Linked DNA regions of Homo sapiens: region 2 is linked to region 1. The links are chromatin contacts, found by Hi-C or POLR2A ChIA-PET in ENCODE. All regions are on one chromosome and are shown on one strand. Each heading gives the region's core, a stretch centred on a gene start or an enhancer-like site at or near the end of the contact. The rest is flanking DNA. Distances are from core to core; before and after follow the strand shown. Region 1 holds the start of RRAGB (Ras related GTP binding B). Region 2 has its middle 200 kb from the start of RRAGB.

Evidence for each region. A loop is a pair of places that touch in the nucleus more often than their neighbours do. ChIA-PET counts read pairs that join two places held with the same protein, here RNA polymerase II (POLR2A). Pooled maps may share reads with other maps.
Region 2: a loop to region 1 is called in a map of esophagus muscularis mucosa, with 3 times the contacts of the local background. The contact joins the enhancer-like site here to the promoter of RRAGB in region 1. A Hi-C loop is called at or near these places in 18 of 168 maps with a recorded cell type or tissue (B cell, CD4-positive, alpha-beta T cell, CD4-positive, alpha-beta memory T cell and 12 more), 37 of 37 single-sample maps with no recorded cell type and 31 of 50 pooled maps. POLR2A ChIA-PET finds 5 or more read pairs at or near these places in 12 of 52 experiments (CD4-positive, alpha-beta T cell, CD4-positive, alpha-beta memory T cell, GM12878 and 8 more).

The regions. Positions count from the first base shown.
Region 1 is chrX:55,714,531-55,719,718 of GRCh38, reverse strand. RRAGB (Ras related GTP binding B) reads right to left here and starts at 1,970. Exons shown (of 10, transcript NM_006064.5): 1 at 1,300-1,970; 2 at 372-405. The coding sequence starts at 1,391. RefSeq lists enhancers at 1,352-1,481, 1,642-1,841.
Region 2 is chrX:55,916,280-55,921,467 of GRCh38, reverse strand. It overlaps a transcript of KLF8 not described here. Among named protein-coding and RNA genes, the nearest start is that of RRAGB, 200 kb to the right of the region's middle. RefSeq lists enhancers at 1,577-1,826, 1,278-2,477. Within about 2 kb of position 1,952, at least 2 of the 41 ENCODE cell types and tissues checked have a DNase peak (open chromatin) inside an H3K27ac peak, as active enhancers do; they include GM12878, where a contact is called at or near this core.

The DNA.
Region 1 (5,188 bases), core at 721-3,220:
TATGGCTTACACAAAGTGCAAATTAATTTGTAAATCTGGAGAACAATAAATTCTGTAGGGCTGTGATAGGGTGCATAAGTGTGGCACAGGGTTTGGTCAGGAACAGATTTTAAAGGGCCATGAAATCATTTGGATTTTATTCCATGGGCTTAAAGAAGTTACTAAAGGTTCTTAAGTATGTAGATGACTCAGTCGGATTTTCATATTAGAAAAATTAAATCTGATAGCATACAAGGAGAAGAGAGTCAGACAGACCACACAGAAGGCTCCTGCAATAGTCCAGAAAAGATGGTGTATATATGTCACAAAGTTCCTGAATATCAACTTCTTACCTTTACCTTCATGGTTTTGACGTATCTAACACGTCTTACCTTTTTCTTCATGGCTGTATTTGGTAGCACCCACCTGCAGATATAAACCAAAAAACAGTTTCCATGATCCAATTCCCTTAGAAATTGAAATTAATGAAGTATAAATAAACATGGAGGTACAAAAGAGCATGTTTAGTACAACGGCTGAGTACAGCTGTGTGTGTGGGACCTCAGATGAATAGAGGTCCCATTTTCCTAAATTATAAAACTGTGTGTATACTCTCTATCTCCTAATTAGAAGTTCAAGAGAGAACTCCTAGGAAGATTTATTTAGGAATACAAATGAGCCATTAAAATTCAAGATTCAATTTTTCATCATCTTAATCAAAGCAACACAGCTGCTTTAATCAAACAATATCTTCTATTTCTAAAAAAACAGAATATATTGATATCCTCTACTTGAGGACTGAGTATTGAATATCTTCTATGTATAAAAAACATTCAGCCTCCTAATTTTAAAATCTGGAAGTATCTTTTTAGTCCTTCAGCTGTCCTTCCAAGCCCTATTTCACTCATCACAGACACAAAGTAGATGTAAGTCTCAAATTCAGGTACAAATTGGCACAGAAAACACCCTCAAGCTCTGACCTGGAAATGCAAATCTTCTTTCTAGTCTTTCCATCCCCAACCTGGTGACAGCAAATCTCCTTTACTGATAATTCAAAGCAACTCATAACTGCTTTAATTAGAACACTCCCCCAGCACCACCACCAGGAATATCAGCCCCTTCCCAAGGGTTGTTTCTGATCAGTTAGCACCAATTCGCTTTCCAGTTTATCCTGTCGTCCAAAGCATAATCCCAATCAACATTACTGGTAAATCAAAGCAATTTATCATGGTGCGGGGTGGGGAGAAGTGTTCTAATTCACAATACTCTCTTCAATTTGAACACCCCCACTTCCAGGTTTCACAAATACCCTTCACCCACCCAAGCGATCCTTCCGGTTCCCCTAGTGGTGGATCCATTCTCGGCCCCAGATTTTCTTTCTCCGTCGTTTTCTCAGAGTCAGATTCTTCCATTGCGCAACAAGTCCTTTCCAGTCCCTTCTAAATCTTCAGTACTCTTCAGGGTTTGTTGTTGTTGTTTGTTTGTTTTCTTTTTCACCCCTCAACTGCCTATTCTCATCGCCTATGGCCCTCAGGCCTGCTCTATTCTTGCCTCCGCCTTTGTCCACTGGGGGGCCGCTTTCCCCACGGTTACCTTTATCTCTCGAACCTGGCCTCAAGGCACGGCCGAGCTGGCTAGCTTTAAGGCCAAGTGATTCCGTGGTACAAAGTAAGAGTTGGAGAATGACAGGAAAAGAGAGGTGGGTTAGGGGTTCGTCCCGAGTTTGGGCCTCAGGCCCCCAAGGTCTGGAAACCCAAAGGTAACTTCACCCGCAAAGAGGTGAGGACCGCGAAGGCGGAGGTGGCAGAAAGAGCTGACCCATGCCGTAGGCACTAAGCGGAGAACGCCTCAGCTGGCTCGTGGCTTCCGAGCCCGGCCGCTCGGAGAGTCAGCCGGCGGGGGCAGTAGTTACGACCTAACCACCCGCCCTTCAGGAACCCAGGTATCTCACCGCAGCCACCCAACTGCAGGCCAGGATCACGTGGGCATCTGCCTTACCCCGGAGTCTGTCACGTGACTGCCGCTACCAAAGGGACGGGTGGGCTGGGAAGAATACCATAGAGACAGCTCCAGGAAAGCCAGAGTGCCGTCTGTCATCATCACGTGGCCTTGGCTCAGGCTCCGCCCCTCGGGCGGGGTAGGGCGCTGGGAGCCTTCAGCCTCTCTAATGTGGGTGGGCCTGGCCCCACCCATCCGCTATGGAGAATTAAAGGAGCCGGTTGCAATTTCAGTGCCTCTGAGCTTCTCTTTTTTACTGCTGGTTACCGGTAATGGTTTTTGACTGGGAAGACCGAGCATTGTCTTTGCCTTCCTGCTTTTTATTGTTAATTCTTGCAATCGAGTTTGTAATTAAATGATTAATACATCCAAAGCGCTTAGAACTGTGTCTTCCACATAGCAAATACTGTATAAATTATCGTTATTGCTGAAACCAGGGATTCATCAGGAATTTTAACACACACATTCATCTTCCCACTTGTTTAAAACAGGAAGTGAAGGAAGTACCATAGTAAGAAGTCAATAAATAAAGTCTAGGGCTGGGAGTGGTGGGTCATGCCTTTAATCCCAGCACTTTGGGAGGCTGGGGAGGGAGGATCACTTGAGGCCAGGAGTTCAAGACCAACCTGGCCAACATAGCGAGACCCCATCTGTAAATAAGTGAAGTCTAGAATTGAGAACAGAAAGACTACTGGTAGGGATATGCACACCAGGAAAAATGCCCAGAGGGGTTCAAAGATGTTCCTTCTGGAGAATGGGGTAGGGGATAGGACGTGATATGTCAGGGGACTATTATTTTTTATCTGAAGCCCTTCTGTGCTATATATATTTCTATAATGTATAAATGATATATAATAATAAGATTAATATGACATTTAATTATATTTAATATAATCAACTAATACTTAAATAATATGTTATAAATATGTTATTTTAAATAAATGTGTAGTTTAATTATATTATTTATAATTAATATATGATATACTACATGTATTATTTACACGTAAGTGTGTACATATATTACTTTGATAAGAAAAAAAGGGAAGGAAGGAAGAGAAACTGCAGGAAACAGAGTACTATTATTGAAACTGCCTTTGCAAAAACTGTAACTGAGGAAATTATGACAGTGAAAGAGATCAGACCTCACCGACTCCATCTTACATCTAACCTTTAAGGTGTCCTTGTTCATTCCTGGGCGTAGGCCGAACTAACCTTGGGAAGGAATTTAGTTTATAGTTTAACTCTGATACAAAATTGATAATAGCCCTTTCTCCCTCCCGCTGCCCCCCACTAAAAAAAAACAAAAAAACAAAAAAACCTTCTTACCTGGGAACCAGTCGGCCTTTGCAGGACTAACAAATTAGCCACAAGATTACAAGATTAGAAATTACAATTCAGGGGCCATGCAGCCTCCAGCTGCAAGAGTCTGAACCTCCCCAAATTGCTCCCAGGAATAACATCACTGTTTTAAAACCTAAGATCACTGTTTGATATGTTTTGCAGACCCTGCATTCAGATGCACCAGCTTATGATACAGGAGCGGGGCAGGAAAGTGCTGGGCAGAGAAAGGCGGGTCCGTGGCTAGGGCTCCACCCTGGGGCCTGTGCCCATGGACCTAGGTGAGGATAGGCACTCCTGCCTTCCCACCCAAATGTTATATTCACCCCTAGAGGTTGCCATGGGGTCGGAGCCCCACAGCCTGCCCCTCTGCATGCTCCCCCTAGAGGTTGTGAAGCAGTGAGCCACTCCCGCTGTGGCATGCCCTGCAAGGGGGATAGGGGAACTTCCCTCGTTTCACTTACAGCACCCAGACCAGTAATCTGGCCCAGCCAGTTCTGCGATCCCACCCAGGAACAGAAGATAGCAAGAAAAACTCACTTAGAGCCCCCTATGATTCCATATCCAACTTGACCAGTCAACACTCCCCACTTCCCAAGCCCCTACCCACCAAATTATTGTTAAAAATTTCAATCCCCCGAAACTGATTTGAGTAATAAAACTGCAGTCTCACCCACAGCTGGCTCTGCATGAATTACTCTTTCTCCATTGCAATTCCCCTGTCTTGATAAATCAGCTCTGTCTAGGCAGCAGGCAAGGTGAACCCGTTGGGCAGTTACACTGTCTGCTCCCACACTTTCCACTTGAGGTCCTGTGTGATTCCTTTTCTCCACAACTGCCTTGCCTCAAGAAAAAAGTTATTCTACTCTGATTAGTGATCCTTCGCTCTATCACTAGCTAATCTTTTGTCTCCTTCCAACCAACTACCCCCAAACAAGCTTCCATTCTGGCTTTCCTTGTCTGATGAAAGATCCTGAGTCCCAAACCAGGAAGTCACCTTAGATTCACTGCCCTCCATACGTGTCAATGAGACCAGGTCATGATCAGTCTATTTTCTACTACCTGCCTGCTCTTATTCTTACTGCCACTCTTTTTGTTCCAGCTATCATAATCTCTGGCCTAGATATCCACAATAGCCTACTAAGTGATTTTCCCACAGTGGCAGCTCCAAAGGGGTTGGGAGTGAGTGAGTTGATCTTCATTAGTCATCTCATCCCCCAAAACATTTGACGTAATTAATATGTGCTTGCTTTCTAAAGGCAGCTTTCAAATATGTCTTCCAACACCTACTGCCCCCGGGCTTCACCAGCCAAATTGGCCCCTTAAACCACTCTTTTATAAAAATGTACTGTCTCGGCCAGGTGCAGTGGCTTACACCTGTAATCCCAGCACTTTGGGAGGCCAAAGTGGGCGAATCACCTGAGGTCAGGAGTTCGATACCAGCCTGGCCAACATAGTGAAACCTCATCTGTACTAAAACTACAAAAATTAGCCAGGTGTGGTGGCACGCGCCTATAATCCCAGCTACTCGGGAGGCTGAGGCAGGAGAATTGCTTGAACTCAGGAGGCGGAGGTTGCAGTGAGCCAAGATCGCACCACTGCACTCCAACCTGGGCGACAAAGCAAGCAAAAAAAAAATACTGTCTCCCTGTTGCTGCTGGTATCCTTTTCCCCCTCCTTCAAACCATCCATCCTCTCTAAAAGCTGCTCAAGTGATCCTTTATTTTAATTAATTAATTAACTAGTTTTTGTTGAGACTGGGTCTCACTTTGTTGCCAGACTCAAACTCCTGGCCTCAAGGGATCTGCCCACCTTGGCCTCCCAAGGTGCTGGGATTACAGGTGCGATCAAATTTCTTTTTATCGTCGTTGTA
Region 2 (5,188 bases), core at 703-3,202, 200 kb before region 1:
ACCTGACTGCAAACAATACTACAGCCGATAGTAACCAAAACAGCATGGTACCCATACAAAAACAGATACATAGATCAATGGAACATAATAGAGATCTCAGAAATAAGGTCACACATCTACAACCATCTTATCTTCGACAAACCTGGCAAAAACAAGCAACTGGGAAAGGATTCCCTATTAAATTAATGATGCTGGGAAAACTGGCTAGCCACATGCAGAAAATTAAAACTGGACCCCTTCCTTACACCTGATACAAAAATTGACTCAAGATGAATTAATGGGATTTTTTCTTATAAATTTAAGTTCCTTGTATATGCTGAATATTAGACCTTTGTCAGATGCATAGTTTGAAAGTATTTTCTCCAGTTCTGTAGGTTGTCTGTTCATTCTGATTATAGTTACTTTTTCTGTGCAGAAGCTCTTTAATTAGATCCCATTTCTCAATTTTTGCTTTTGTTGCAATTGCTTTTGGCGGCTTCATCATGAAATGGTTGCCTGTGTCTATGTTCTGAACGGTATTGCCTTGATTCTCTTCTACTAGGAATTTTATAGTTTGGGGTTTTACTTTTAAGTTTAGATGTCTAGCATGGCCGAGTAAGTTTTCTTTGATTATTCCCTCAAATATGTTTTTCAAACTTTTATATTTCTCTTCATCATCAGGAACACCAATTATTCTTAGGTTTGGATATTTAACATAGTCCCAAACTTCTTGGAGGCTTTGTTCATTTTTTAAAATTCTTTTTTCTTTGTCTTTGATGGACTGGGTTAATTCAAAAGTCTTGTCTTCGAGCTCTGAAGTTCTTTCTGCTTGTTTGATTTTATTGCTGAGATTTTCCACTGCATTTTGCATTTCTCTAAGTGTGTCCTTGATTTCCAGAAGCTGTGATTGTTTTTTATTTATGCTATGTATTTCACTGAAGAATTTTCCTTTCCTATCCTGTATCATGTTTTTGATTTACTTAAGTTGGACTTCACCTTTTTCTATTGCCTCCTTGATTAGCTTAATGACAGACATTCTGAATTCTTTTTCTCGCAGTTCAAAGATTTCGTCATGGTTTGGATCCATTGCTGGTGAGCTGGCAGGATATTTTGGGTATGTTAAAGATCCTTGTTTTGTCATATTACCAGAATTGTTTTTTTTGTATCCTTCTCATTTGGGTAGACCATGTCAGAGGGAAGATCTGGAATTCAAGGGCTGTTGATCAGATTATTTTGTCCCACGGGGTGCTCCCTTGATGTGGTGTTTTCCCCCTTCCCCTAGGAATGGGGCTTCCTACAGTACAGAGGAACTGTAGTAATTGTTTTTGCTCTTCTAGGTCTAGCCACCCGGGGGAGCTACCATGCTCTGAGCTGGTACTGGGGAGTTTCTGCAAAGACTCCTGTGATATGATTCATCTTCAGGTCTTGTAGCCGTGGATACCAGCATCTGCTCTGGTGGAGGTAGCAGGGAAGTGAAGTGGACTTGGTGCAGGTCCTTGGTTGTGTTTTTGTTTAGTGGGCTGGTTTTGTGTTGGTTGGCCTCCAGCCAGGAAGTGGTGCTTTCAAGAGTGCAATAGCTGCAGTCCTATAGGGAGGAGGCAAACTTGCCCTAGAGACACCTGGTTAAGTATTCAGGTTTCTCAGGCAGCAGGCAGGGCCACAGAGCTCCCAAAATATTATGACCTTTGCCTTCAGCTAGCAGGTAGAGAAAGACCACCAGGTGGGGGCAGAGATAGGCATGTCTGAGCTCAGCCTATCCTTGGGCCGGGCTTGCTGTGGCTGCTGTAGGGGCTGGGGTGTGGTTCCCTGTCTAATGGTGTTATATTCCCGGGGGATTATGGCTGCTTCTGCTGAGTCATACAGGTAGCCAGGGAAGTGCGGGACACCTGGCAGTCACAGGCCTCACCCAGCTCTCACACAGCCTGCAATCCTAAAAGCGGGTTTCACTTCCCCCATGCCCCCGCCAACATCACTGAGTCTATTTCGAGGCAGCCGGTGACCAGGGCTGAGAACTCGCCCCAGACCACGAACCTCCCTGTTGAGAGAGCAAGCAGGCTCACAGTTTTTCAGTGTCTCAGGAGTTTGCAGCGGTAATCCAGTTCCTTCAAAGGATCTCTGGATTTTCTTGGCTTTCCTGGTGTGTTCCTGTGGTAGTTCTTGGGAGCAAAAGTTCACGAAGTGAGTCTCCACACACTGCTCTATCAGTCTGACCAGGAGCTGCAAGCTAGTCATGCCTTCTATCCACCCTCTTAATCTGAAAACTCCATTGTATTTTGGGAGCAGCTAACTTTTTTTCTAGGTTTCACAGGTCCACAGAAGAGAGAAATTTTGCCCCAGGATGGACCACACCCTGAGTCTCATCCTTCCTTACGCAGATGAAGTAGAAGATGAGTTTTGGGACTCTTTGAGTTGATTAAATTTAGGTGAGATTTTTAAGACTTAGAATTGATGCCGGAATGGGTTAGAACTTTTGGAGATGTTGTGATAGAGTGAATGTGTTTTGCCCATGGGAAGGGCATAAATTTTGGAGGGCCAAAGGAAGACCATTTTGGGTGGTAATGTGACCTTTAAAATGATATGTTGAAGTCCTAGCCATCAGTACTTGTGAATGTGACATTATTTGAAAATAAAGTCTTTGCAAATGTAATCAAGATGAAATCATTAAGGTGGCCCTAATTCATTATGACTGGTGTCCTTATAAAGAAGAGGAAAGTGACAAGTGAAGACACACACACACACACACACACGGACACGCTCATATACACACAGACATAGCCATGTGAAGAGAGAGACAGAAATTAGAGTTATACTGCCACAAGCCAAGGAATATCTGGACTTACCAGAAGCTGAAAGAGACCAGGAAGGATTCTTTCTAGAGGTTTTCGATGGAGCATGGCCTTGCCAATACTTTTATTTTTTATTTCAGATTTCTAGCCTCAAGAACTGTGAGAGAATAAATTTCTGCTGTTTTAAGGCACCCATTTTGTGGTACATTTTACAGCATCAGAAAACAAATATGCCAAGTATTCATTTGTGTGGAGATATATCTTTATGAGTTTGCATGTATCAGGATTGGATGGCAATTTCTGAATGAGCATGTATATCTCTGTCTGGGTACCTATATGCATGATCTACATATAGTTGACCAGGAACATGAAAAATGATGTATAATCTGCCAGAAAGTCTCAAGATAGGTAGATAATTTCCCCAAACTCATTGATTGACTTATTCCCTCAACAAGTATTCACTGGGTTCCTTCTATGTTCTAGGCACTGGGGACAATCATGATTAAGATATCCTTAGACTGCTGAGTCTAGTGCTATGGGAACCCAGAGGTAGAAACAACTTCCTTTATCTACTTACTTTCTGGGGCTCCTGTTATCTCTCTAATCTTATTTCCATTCAAGGAAAGATAGTGAGAAGTTGAATTACTAAATAATACAAGAATACTTATAAAAGAGAGTTGCGACATTTGAGACTGTCCCCTTCCTAATTTATGTGTTTAAAAGCAGCATGATCTAGTACTTAAAGGCAAGGGCTCTGGTGTTAATTTTGTGTTGAGATCCCAGACGACAAATGCTAGCTGTGTGACTGAAAGCAAGTTATTTAGTTAACTTCTCTAATTCTATATTTCTTCATTTGTTAAAAGAAAAGGTGGCGGAGCAATAATATTTCATAGAATTGTACTGAAGAGTCAACAAAATAATCTTTATACAGGGCTAACACAGTTCTGGGCACTCAGAAGCCAGCCCTCTTCTGACCCTTGAATACTCAAGAAAAAGCTCTTTTGCTTGAGTACTTTTTCCACTATATGAGTGTACTGTTTCCTGCTAGCAGAAGAGTGAGTAGATGACAGGGTGTGAAATACAAATTTAAGATTCCCAAGGTCACTCTCTATTTAAACCCACACAGTTTATAAGGATGATATTTCCTGACTTTATTTTGAATTAAAACGGGATAACTTTAACACACCATCATGACCATTTTAGTATGTAGGCCTTGTCGAGAATTTAGAATAGTGTCTTGCACTTAGTAATTGCTCAATAAATGTTAATTATTATTGCTATTTGTGATAAATACTGCCTTCACCTGCCAACTAAAGAATTGGATAAAGGAGACAGGGGATCCAAAGTAAGAAACCCATATTCATTTTATTGGAACTTGAACTGACTTTATCAAAGAGGAAAGGGAAAGAAAACAATGTTTGCCTAGATTCCAAATGCTCCAAGTGAAATTACTCTTCCTAGGAAGTTGCTTCATTTTGGCTCTGGGTTCTTCCCATTTCACTTTGAAAAATGTAGACTCTCACTCTGGAAATAAGCAACTCTTAGCTTGAGGAAGTCAGAACAATTCTATTCTATTTATAAAAAGCAAAGCAGATTCCAGAGGAGGCAGCAAGACTTGAGCAGGGAGATTGGATTCCTTTGGAAAAAATCTATCCCAAGATCTTGAAAGTGGATAGTTTCAGCCAGATCAGCTTACTTTGGCATTTTGGAGGGTAGAAGAAGCTTCTCTCTCAACATTGTCTAAGGTTAGCAATCTCTGGAAGCCAACCTCTGACAACAGCTCTAAGGAAACTTTGCTGAGAGCAAAACTTCAAATATCAACTGCTACTTCAGTAAGGAGTGTCAGGAAGGGAACTTTAAAGTCACTGAAAAAAAATCATTGATACAAGAAGTATCCAAAGCCTTAGCAGGGAAGCATAAACCTTGGAAAGTTCCTGGGAGTAAGGGGACCCACAAACGGGAAACACAGTTAGTTAATCACTGTCACTATGTGTAGTTCTAAAGCCCAGGCATTACATTTATAAATGCAACTCTTGCTAATTCTCTAGGCCTGGGCACATTGGTATCAGCTGCTCTCCCCATGACTTCCCTCTTTTCCATCCATGCCTGTTACCCTTTGAGAATGCACTCACCAGCCTTTAGATCATTATGATGATTAATAAGATAAATTTAAGCCACTGAAGGAAGCCCTTTGGACTTCAAAGTGCAAAAAGAAAATTGGAGAAGGCTATTATGGCAATTTTGGCCTCAAATTGCTTTATACAGTAGTAGGAATAGATTCACTACAGGAAAGGACTAGGCCACTGGGAGCACAGTCAACCCTACATATTCTCAAAATAGCAGGACGTAGCCTGGCAAGCATATCAAGTAGGCCAGGGCTACGGGCAGTGAAACTTCCAAGAGAACACAAGAAGTTACTACAA